Linked DNA regions of Homo sapiens: all the other regions are linked to region 1. Evidence: chromatin contacts called from ENCODE Hi-C or POLR2A ChIA-PET data. All regions are on one chromosome and are shown on one strand. Each heading gives the region's core, a stretch centred on a gene start or an enhancer-like site at or near the end of the contact. The rest is flanking DNA. Distances are from core to core; before and after follow the strand shown.

Region 1 (2,855 bases), core at 170-2,669:
AAAATAAGCTTTATTTCCTTTTCTTCTTCCCTTAGCAAAACTCCAGTCTGTCATCACCTCTGACATGCGCCAAGAACTACCAGGAATGATGAAGTATATTTCAAATAAACTTTCCTATTAAAGTGAGTCCTTGTGGTTAACATCATACCAAAATGCTTTACATTTTATCCAGCAAAACCTTTACACACCGTAAAAAAAGAAATCTTAAGACACGAGCTCGTATCTGTATTTAATAATAAACTCTTATCTTGGCCGTACTTACCAAATCGTAGGCTTTTACTATTTATAAGCCTTTGAAAAAACTTTATGCCTTTCTTAAGTACCATCAAAATTTTCAATCAGGATTTCATGCGATCAATTCGCACCACAGTGAGAGATCAAACGCTAAACTCCTATAAATAGGGGTGTTATGAGTGAGAGGGATACACTGCGCTGCCAACGCAACTGCGTCTTCGAGGGGGCAGGGGCGCTCCTGGTACACGTACAGTAGGAGCTCACATTCAGCAAAACCAGGGAGCCAAGGATCAGGTGACTTCACACTACAGACACTTTCAGAGTGATCAGGCCTTACTATCGTCCAAGTGACTCGTAAACGGCTCATAACCCCAGTTTGACACGAAAATCTAGACTTGCACCCTAGCCACGCACAACCCGCGCGAATGGGTTCGGGAGCCGAGGAGCCCCGAAACGCGAGCCCGGGGACAGAGCCCTGGCCTGCGGACTGCGGTTCCCTCCAGGAAGGGTGTCTAAGGAGCTTTCGGACCCGGCAGCAAGGTGTCTGCTCCCCGCGCGACCTCCTCCTCCGCGGGGCCCATCATGCCCTGGCCACCCCTTCCTCCCTGTCCGCGTAAGGGACAGCGAACGCCCACCAGCTAACGGGTCGCCCCGCCGCGTCCGGAGCTCGCCGGACGGAGCGGAGCCGCAGCCGACCTCCCCGCGCCCCGGGCAGGCGGCCACGGCTCAAGGCCGCCCCCTAAGGTCGGGGCGGACACGGCGGCAGCCACGCGGCGGGCTGGCGGGCAGGGGGCCGGGCCGGTCGCAGACGCGCGCGCCACTGGTTCTCCCAGCAGCTACTGGAGCCGCGGCCCACGAGCCGCCCTTTCAGGCCGCGCGCTGCGGGAGCGCGGGGCGCGGCTGAGGCTAGGCCCGGCGGGCAGGCGCGGCGGCGGGAGGAGACCTGAACCAGCCGCGGACTCCGACCCCGCCGCCTGCGGCCGGTGCCCGCGAGCCCGAGCAGCGAGCGTCTCTCCCCATCAGGGCCCCGCGGCCTCTGCCTCGCTGGCCCGTACCTAGGGAGGTCGTGGACGAGACGTGGTTAACCGCGGCGCTTGGGTCGCTGGTCCGTCGCCGGCGCCACAGCCCCTGGTGCGGTTGCTGCCCTCGCGCTGCCTCGTCCCCCTCCGCCATCTTGTACCGATTTAAAATTAACTCCCCACTGACGTCAAACGCCGCCGCCGCTTTATCAACCTCCCGGGAGCCGGCGGGGTGGCCGGCGGGTCCTAGCGCCGCTCTCCGCCTGTATCTCCTCGCCCTCCGCCTGTATCTCCTCGCCCTCCGCCTGTATCTCCTCGCCCTCCCTCCGCCCCCGCCCCGCCCATCGCTCGCTCGCTCCGCCCTCGCCCTGCCCGCCTGCAGATCCGTCTCCCCGGCTCCAAGTTTCTGGTTGGACTGGGGCGGGGGTGTCCCTGCCGCCGCCGTCTCACACCCCCACCTCCCTGAGCTCAGCACCACACCCCCTTAGCGCTGGGCCAGGCTCTGCAAACGCAGAAGGGAGCTCCAGAGAACTAAGTCCCTCCCTCCCAATTCGCTTTACATCTCTAATCGTTGATTCGTGCGTCCTGCACGTGAGGTGGCTTTCGCACCCCTTCTCTCCTTTTCATCGCCCCCTCCTCATCACAGCCATTCCCCTCCTCTCTCCCCATCCACCCCCCAAGTTGTTGCCAGTGCCCTGCTTTTCCTCTTGATCTTTTCTTTCCTCACCCAAGTCCCTACTGTTGCTTCCCCTCCCCCCCACCATCCTAAGGTTTGTTTGCATTCGCTCCCCATCTACTTATGAGACCTTCCCCCATCTTCTCAACTGTGTATACCCTGGCCCTGTGCTCCTAGCACCTTGCAGAGGCATGCCAGAAAGCACTCTAATCGGAAAATGAATCGTGGCAGGTTCTTACCTAATTGTGATGAACCTTCTTCTGGGGATCCAGTGACATCCAGTAGAAAGTTCAGGTCACTTTTTAAATTACAAGTCAGCCCGTGGAGGCGTCTGTGAAACATGATCCCTTTGGATTTTTACCATACTGCCAGCTGCATTAGAAATTCCTCTTCTCCAGTAAAAACAGATGTCCGGGTGTACAAACAGCTGTTTTGTCCAGGTCTTTTCATAAGTCTAAAATTCACAGCATGCACAATCTCTAGAAAAGCACTGGTGTTATTAAAGCTTTCAAAATACCATTCTAGGTAGGGCATGGTGGCTCACGCCTCCCGGGTTCAAGCAATTCTCTGCCTCAGCCTCCGGAGTAGCTGGGATTACAGTCCCCCGCCACCACACCCTGCTAATTTTTGTATTTTTATAGACACGGGATTTCACCATCTTGGCCAGGCTGGTCTTGAGCTACTGACCTCGTGATCCACCCGCCTCAGCCTCCCAAAGTGCTGGGATTACAGGCGTGAGCCACTGCGCCCGGCCCATCCAAATATATTTCAACAGAATATGGAGTTTGTCATCATTGTCACATAAATCTAGGAGAATAACTATATACGTGTTCTTGGCAATATTCTTTGAGTTACTAAGATTCTAGTTCTGGGACTTGAACCACCTCCACAATCTAAAGTACAGTTACCCTTCCCCCTCGTTCATA
Region 2 (2,700 bases), core at 65-2,564, 710 kb before region 1:
GGAATCTTTGTCTCCCTAACACATTCATCAGTTCCCTCCCTAGAGCCCCCCTACAACCTCAGCACACAGCAGCAGCCCACTCCTCCAAATACGCCAGGGCTGGAAAGATTCATGTTGCAATACCCTCCTGACATTCCTCATTTTAATTCGCTCACTTTTTTTTTTTTTTTTTTTAAACAAAATGTAATTACTTGACTGTCAGCCTAGGCTGCACTCTGGGGCTTTTACTCCTTTCAACACAGCTGCGCTCCCGGCTTTGATGCTGCTGTCCACGCAGCTTGTCCCAGCCACAGCCTGGCTCTCAGTAATGTAACATTCAAGTGCATATTTATTTTTAAACTGACCTCTCCTAGACTGCACAGTATAAAGGAGATCCTGCCCAAAAATATGCTACTTTCTATTTATAAGATGAAACACATGCCTCCCAAAGTCGAGAGAGGGATAGAGTATAATAATTCATAACGAAAAAATGGCCAGATCCATTCATCCTCACATGTCTGATACTTGTCTGTGTCAAGCCACTTAGTTTCAAGGAGAAAGGGAAGAAAACAAAAAACAAAAAACCTTGTAAACGTCTCAGCTGTTCACCGTCAAAAAACAAAAAAGTCAATATCCAGATCTGCAGGTTGGCGCCCCACTAACAATGTCCTCCATTAAGAAAGAGGAGGGCACCGGGCAGGCGATGCCACGGCAGAGCTGTGCGATGCACCCATGTGCGGCCCTGGTACCAATCCATGATGCGAGGGGCGCGGTAGCCAAGCGCGGCTTGTTCTCAGATGGAAAAATGCTATACGCGCCCAGAATGGCTCTGCCAATAGCTCGGAGGGTGCAATGTGGCCGCGCAGCCCCACCCTGAAAAGTAGTGGGCACAAATGGTGGAGCTCTGAGTCCTGGTCGTGCCGCCGGACCCCCTCCTGGCTTGCTTTATGTCCCCTTCGTTCCGTTGGACACTAGATGGGAAAGCGATGCCCTGGGTATCCCGACTCCCTGCTGGTTTCCCAGCCTAACACCAGCGCACGCCGGAAGCGGCCACGGCCGCGGGCGGGACAGACTCACAGACAGGTAGAGAGGAAGGAGCCCTGGGCTGCCCCGACTCACCGGCCGCCGCTGAGGATCCCAGCCGCTGCCCCGGGCCTCCCGCGGGCGCACGCAATCCCTGCCGCTGTGCGCAGATCCAGCCGAGTCTGCCGGCGTGGTGCCTGCTCACCGCATTATCCGCTCCGAGACGGCGTGAAGGCGCCCCAGGCCGGTGGCCGGGTCTCCGGGCTAGCCCCGCGCTGCGGTCCCCCGGCCGCGAGAGAAGGTGCGCGCGACTGAGCGCGGGGCGGCCGGACGCGAGGACTGAACCTGCGGAGGGCGGGGCGGCGCGGGGCGGGGCCGGCGGCGCGGGGACTCACTGGGGCGGGGCGGAGGGCGCGGGCAGCGGGGCCGACCCTCCCAGCCGCGGTACCTGTGCCCTGGCCCGGGGCCAACCGGTGGCCGGGCGCGCGCGCGGGGGGGGGTCACCGTTGGACCCTCGGAGGACAATGGGCGCCCATTGTTACCTCCCCAGCGCCACCCCCCAGTAGGCGACTTCTCTCGGAGAAGATGCCGCTTTCGACTCCCTAAGCACAAAGAAAGGTCGCCGGACGCTCGGTTTAAAGAGGGACCCGGAGGTGCTGCCGCCCGGGTGCACGGGGACAATAGGACTCCGCCCGCACCCCGGACTCCCGCACTAAAACTCGTGCGCCCACCTCTCCCGATCCCAACAGGCCGACCTAGCTGTGCGAGTGGCGGGCGGTGACCCGCAGGGAAGCGAGGCCACCTGAGTGCGCCGCCCCGGCCAGGCCGCAGCTCCCCAGGTCCCTCTCAGCCCGGGCTCCGGTGGGCGCGGAGGGGGAGGGTCGCGTTCTGTCAGTTTCTAGCTCGCTCCCCTCAGAGCTGCAGCCAAAACCCGGAGAGTGGAATAAGCGCCCTGAAGATGCCGGAGCTCCCGGCTGAGCAACTGGACACGCGACGAACAGCAGACGCTACAGGTTCTCCTACCCAGAGGGAGGCGTTTCTTCTCCCTCAGGGTCTTTCAAAAGGATTTGCCTAAAGCTGGGGCAAGCCGGTGGCGGCTGCCCCAGACGCGCGACGAGGCGCAAGTGGCGCAGCTGCCGGCCCGAGAGAGTAAAATTCAGGCCGCGGTGGCACCTGCGCCCGCCGGTCACCCGGCCACCGCCAGCGCCGCCGCCCGGCGCGCCCCTCCCCTCCGCCGGGGCCGGAGCGTGAACCGGGTTAATGAATGCTAATTTTCTTAATCGGCCTCCGTCTCTTCCTCCTCCGCGAGTCGTCGGCCTGGGGAAGGAGTAGGCGACAGGAAAGGGCGGTGTTTTCCGGCTGGGAGGTCCCAGCCCGCATGGTCAGCCAGGGGAGGGGGCTGGGACCCCTGGGAGTCGGACGCTGGGGGCCTGGCCTCTGCCCTGAGACTCTCGGGTTGGATGGAAATCCTGGCACAACGCGGAGAACCTCCCGGATACCTTGGCTTTGCCGAGAGATATCAGCTTCAGGTCATCACCGCGGTGCCCTGGGTCTGTCTGAAACCTTAGAGGGTGCGCCTTAAGCCGATGTTGTAAACCCAGGCTGACTTTAAGGTGAAGTGAAAAGGAAACGCACACAATCTGGAAAGCAAAATACTTGGGTGGGGTGTTAAAAGCCTCAAAGAAAAATAGTAGTTGG
Region 3 (2,917 bases), core at 286-2,785, 720 kb before region 1:
CAGCATCCTGAGTAGCTGAGACTACAGGTGCACAACACCATTCCCAGCTAATTAAAAACAATTTTTTTTTTTTTTAGAACAAGGGGTCTTGCCATGTTGCCCAGGCTGGTCTTGAACTCCTGGCCTCAAGTGATCCTCCTGCCTCAGCTTCCCGAGCAGCTAGGCTTACAGATGAGCCTCACCATGCCTGGCTCTCTAGTTTTCTTGCATTTCTCTACTCCCACTATCTTACCTAAATCTTAAAAGACAGACAAAGGTTCTTATAGTTAGCCCTTTCTCAAAAACCTTGACCCTGAAATTTGAACTTCCCACAATTATTCCTGGTTTCTTTCTAGTTCCACAAACTTTCTCCTAGTTCTTGGATCATGGTTTGTTCCTCTTTCCCTTCATAGATAACACTGGAGATAACATTCATCTCAGAAGTTAGATTCCTTTAAAAACAAATGCTCTAGTTCCTGGGGCACTAGAGAGAAAAGATTTGCCAACAAAAGGGTCCAGCTTGCCAGTCAGTCATGTGGCAGGTCAGAGAGAACACATGTGGCAGGCAGACAGGTGGGCACAGTGCTGCTGAGAACGGACATGCTCCCTTACAGGTTGTGTGAGAAATCCAAGAGTTTCAATACACAAAAGGACCGGAGAGGAAGCTACGGCCCTGGTTTTTATAAGGAAGGAAGAGAGCCGGGTTGCACTAGGCTAGACAATTCTAGTTTCTTGTGACTGACTGAAGCGTAAATGACAGTGATAATGATAGAAATAATCACAGCAGTAATAAATAATTTGGTTAAGAAAAAAACTGAAGCGGTGCTTTGCTTCATTTCTTACCATCTTTTTGGCAAACAGAATGATGCTGAAAATATCAAAACAGGGCAGCAGCCAGGAGGAAGGGAAAATCAAGCGGTTTTAAAAAATGACAGACAGAAAAATCAGCTCCTAAGTTACTTAGAGTTGATGCACTGGCAACTTACAGGACTCTGAAAAGAACCAAGGAGTTGGGATATTTTTAAAATTCCATTTATTTTAAAGGAATGTTTGGTTTGCCTACTAATTGTTTTTAGATTAATTCTTAGTGGAGAGAAAAAGTAAAAAAAAAAAAAAATTGCATCCTGCAAAACAGGTTGCAGTGTTAATTTAAAACACACATGTATAAAAATGGGCAGGTGGGTTGAGGGGTGCTACTGCCCCCAGGGACCTGCGGCTCTGTTCTTTTCTCCTCCTTGCAGGAAGTGAGCCTGCATCCGACTTCCCCTTTCTGGCTCGGTTGTCACATCCTTCAGGGACATTCCAGCTTCTGATCACTTTTCGCTTTGCCTCAGCACAGTCGCACTATGCGGCCAGTCACGGCACCACTGCACTACTGCACCATCTGAGCCCCATGCCAGAGTATCCAGCGACTCCTCCTGCATGTTGGAACCAACAGTCCTAGGGGAGGATGATGACTCGGCCAAGTACCCTCCGCCGCCTCCCTACCCCCAACCATCTGTGGGCTATGTCTCTCTGCTGCCAACCAGAAGATAATAATTCCACTGTGCCAAGCGCCCAGAACATGATCCTAGGCTCCACATTTAGAAGGGATAAAGGCTACCTGGAACATGTCCCCGCATGTTCAGAGGGAGGCAAATGGGAGGAAGTGAAGGAGCTCGATTAGGACATGTGAGAAGAGGCTGAAGGAATAGAGCAGCTTAAAGAGAACTCATAGAAAGAGAAAACTAATCTTAAGGGATCTGAAGGATTCATTTAATTGTAATGAAAAGGAATTAACTTGTTCTGGGAGGCCCTAGAGCTACCAAGCAGAAACTACAAGGAAAGATTTTGGCTCCTCCAAGTAACAGCTCAGGTTTCTCAAAAGATGGAATGGGCTGGGGTGGGGAGGGGACAGCAAGTATGGCCATGGGATGAAGCTCTCACAGAGGGGAGGGCGGTTACCCTGCGCCTCCCTGACAGTGCGTGAAGGGAGGTGTTCACGTTCCCATTTATTCTGAGTTTCCTGTATGGGAACACGATCACTGCCAATTTCCTTGTAGTCCCATGTCACTTTTCCATAGAAAAACGCACACGGACTTTCCCTTGAAGAAGCTTTCTCTTTGAACACGGCAGTCTTCTTACTAATATAGAAATGACCAGCCAATCTTTGGGATCAGAAACACTAAAATATTACTACAATGTGGACGCTCATGTCAATCCTTTTACAAACCTCTGTAGGAGTGCTTCTCTGAATAATTTTAAAATTGAAGGGGAAAAAAACCCCATAGTGTTAGATTTTCATTTAAGTTCAATGCTGAATTTCTAAGGCGGAAATCAGTGTAACCAGAAGCACCCAGTAACCCGAAGGGGATGCTTTTCATATTTTCAGTCTGTTTAACTCCACCCATTTGAGAAGATAAGAAGATGCCTTTTCTATTTTTAGATTCTTACCCTCTCCCCATATCATCTAAACTGAGGACATAGCTCTAAGCTTCAAGACTATGAAACTCTATTAGCTGGCTCCCCAGCTGCTGAGCTCTGTTATGCAAATGAACTTAGCCAGAACGAGCAGGCGGTATTTTAAAGACCCATTCAAAGTCTGATACATCTCACCTTCCATTATTTTAAAGGACTTTCATTTGTGATTCAGCTACAGCTTGAATTTATTGTTCTTTTACAACCCTGATTATATACAGACCCACAAATACCATATGTGAGACTCAGTGCTAATTTGTGTACACGTCTCATTTTTATGGGATCTAATTTGAAAGATCTCTTAGAAGCAAAATTGGAAGACAGAAGGTCCACCTCACATAGCACCAAGTCTGCACTTTTGAACAGAGGCCATTAGGACCTTTTTTCCTATAAAAATGAGTTACTGGGGAAGACTCAATGTGGACATAGAACTCTGGCAGTTACAACAAGGCAGGAGGAGGGCAAGTCCTCTCATGCCTGG

Evidence for each region. A loop is a pair of places that touch in the nucleus more often than their neighbours do. ChIA-PET counts read pairs that join two places held with the same protein, here RNA polymerase II (POLR2A). Pooled maps may share reads with other maps.
Region 2: a loop to region 1 is called in a map of CD4-positive, alpha-beta T cell, with 4 times the contacts of the local background. The contact joins the promoter of CDC42EP3 here to the promoter of ATL2 in region 1. A Hi-C loop is called at or near these places in 1 of 168 maps with a recorded cell type or tissue (CD4-positive, alpha-beta T cell), 1 of 37 single-sample maps with no recorded cell type and 8 of 50 pooled maps.
Region 3: a pooled map shows a loop between it and region 1 (3-fold over the local background). The contact joins the enhancer-like site here to the promoter of ATL2 in region 1. A Hi-C loop is called at or near these places in 1 of 37 single-sample maps with no recorded cell type and 3 of 50 pooled maps. POLR2A ChIA-PET finds 5 or more read pairs at or near these places in 3 of 52 experiments (GM10248, activated T-cell and activated naive CD4-positive, alpha-beta T cell).

Annotation. Positions count from the first base shown.
Region 1 is chr2:38,375,854-38,378,708 of GRCh38, forward strand. ATL2 (atlastin GTPase 2) reads right to left here and starts at 1,420. Exons shown (of 13, transcript NM_001135673.4): 1 at 1,290-1,420. The coding sequence starts at 1,407. RefSeq lists enhancers at 512-1,013, 1,014-1,513, 1,340-1,589 and silencers at 840-1,339, 1,560-1,719, 1,790-1,839.
Region 2 is chr2:37,670,328-37,673,027 of GRCh38, forward strand. CDC42EP3 (CDC42 effector protein 3) reads right to left here and starts at 1,315. Exons shown (of 2, transcript NM_006449.5): 1 at 1,099-1,315. RefSeq lists silencers at 1,104-1,593, 1,764-1,823, 1,834-1,903, 2,124-2,293.
Region 3 is chr2:37,652,681-37,655,597 of GRCh38, forward strand. All of the region lies in intron 1 of CDC42EP3 (CDC42 effector protein 3), which reads right to left. Among named protein-coding and RNA genes, the nearest start is that of CDC42EP3, 18 kb to the right of the region's middle. RefSeq lists enhancers at 1,392-1,601, 2,269-2,328. Within about 2 kb of position 1,536, at least 25 of the 41 ENCODE cell types and tissues checked have a DNase peak (open chromatin) inside an H3K27ac peak, as active enhancers do.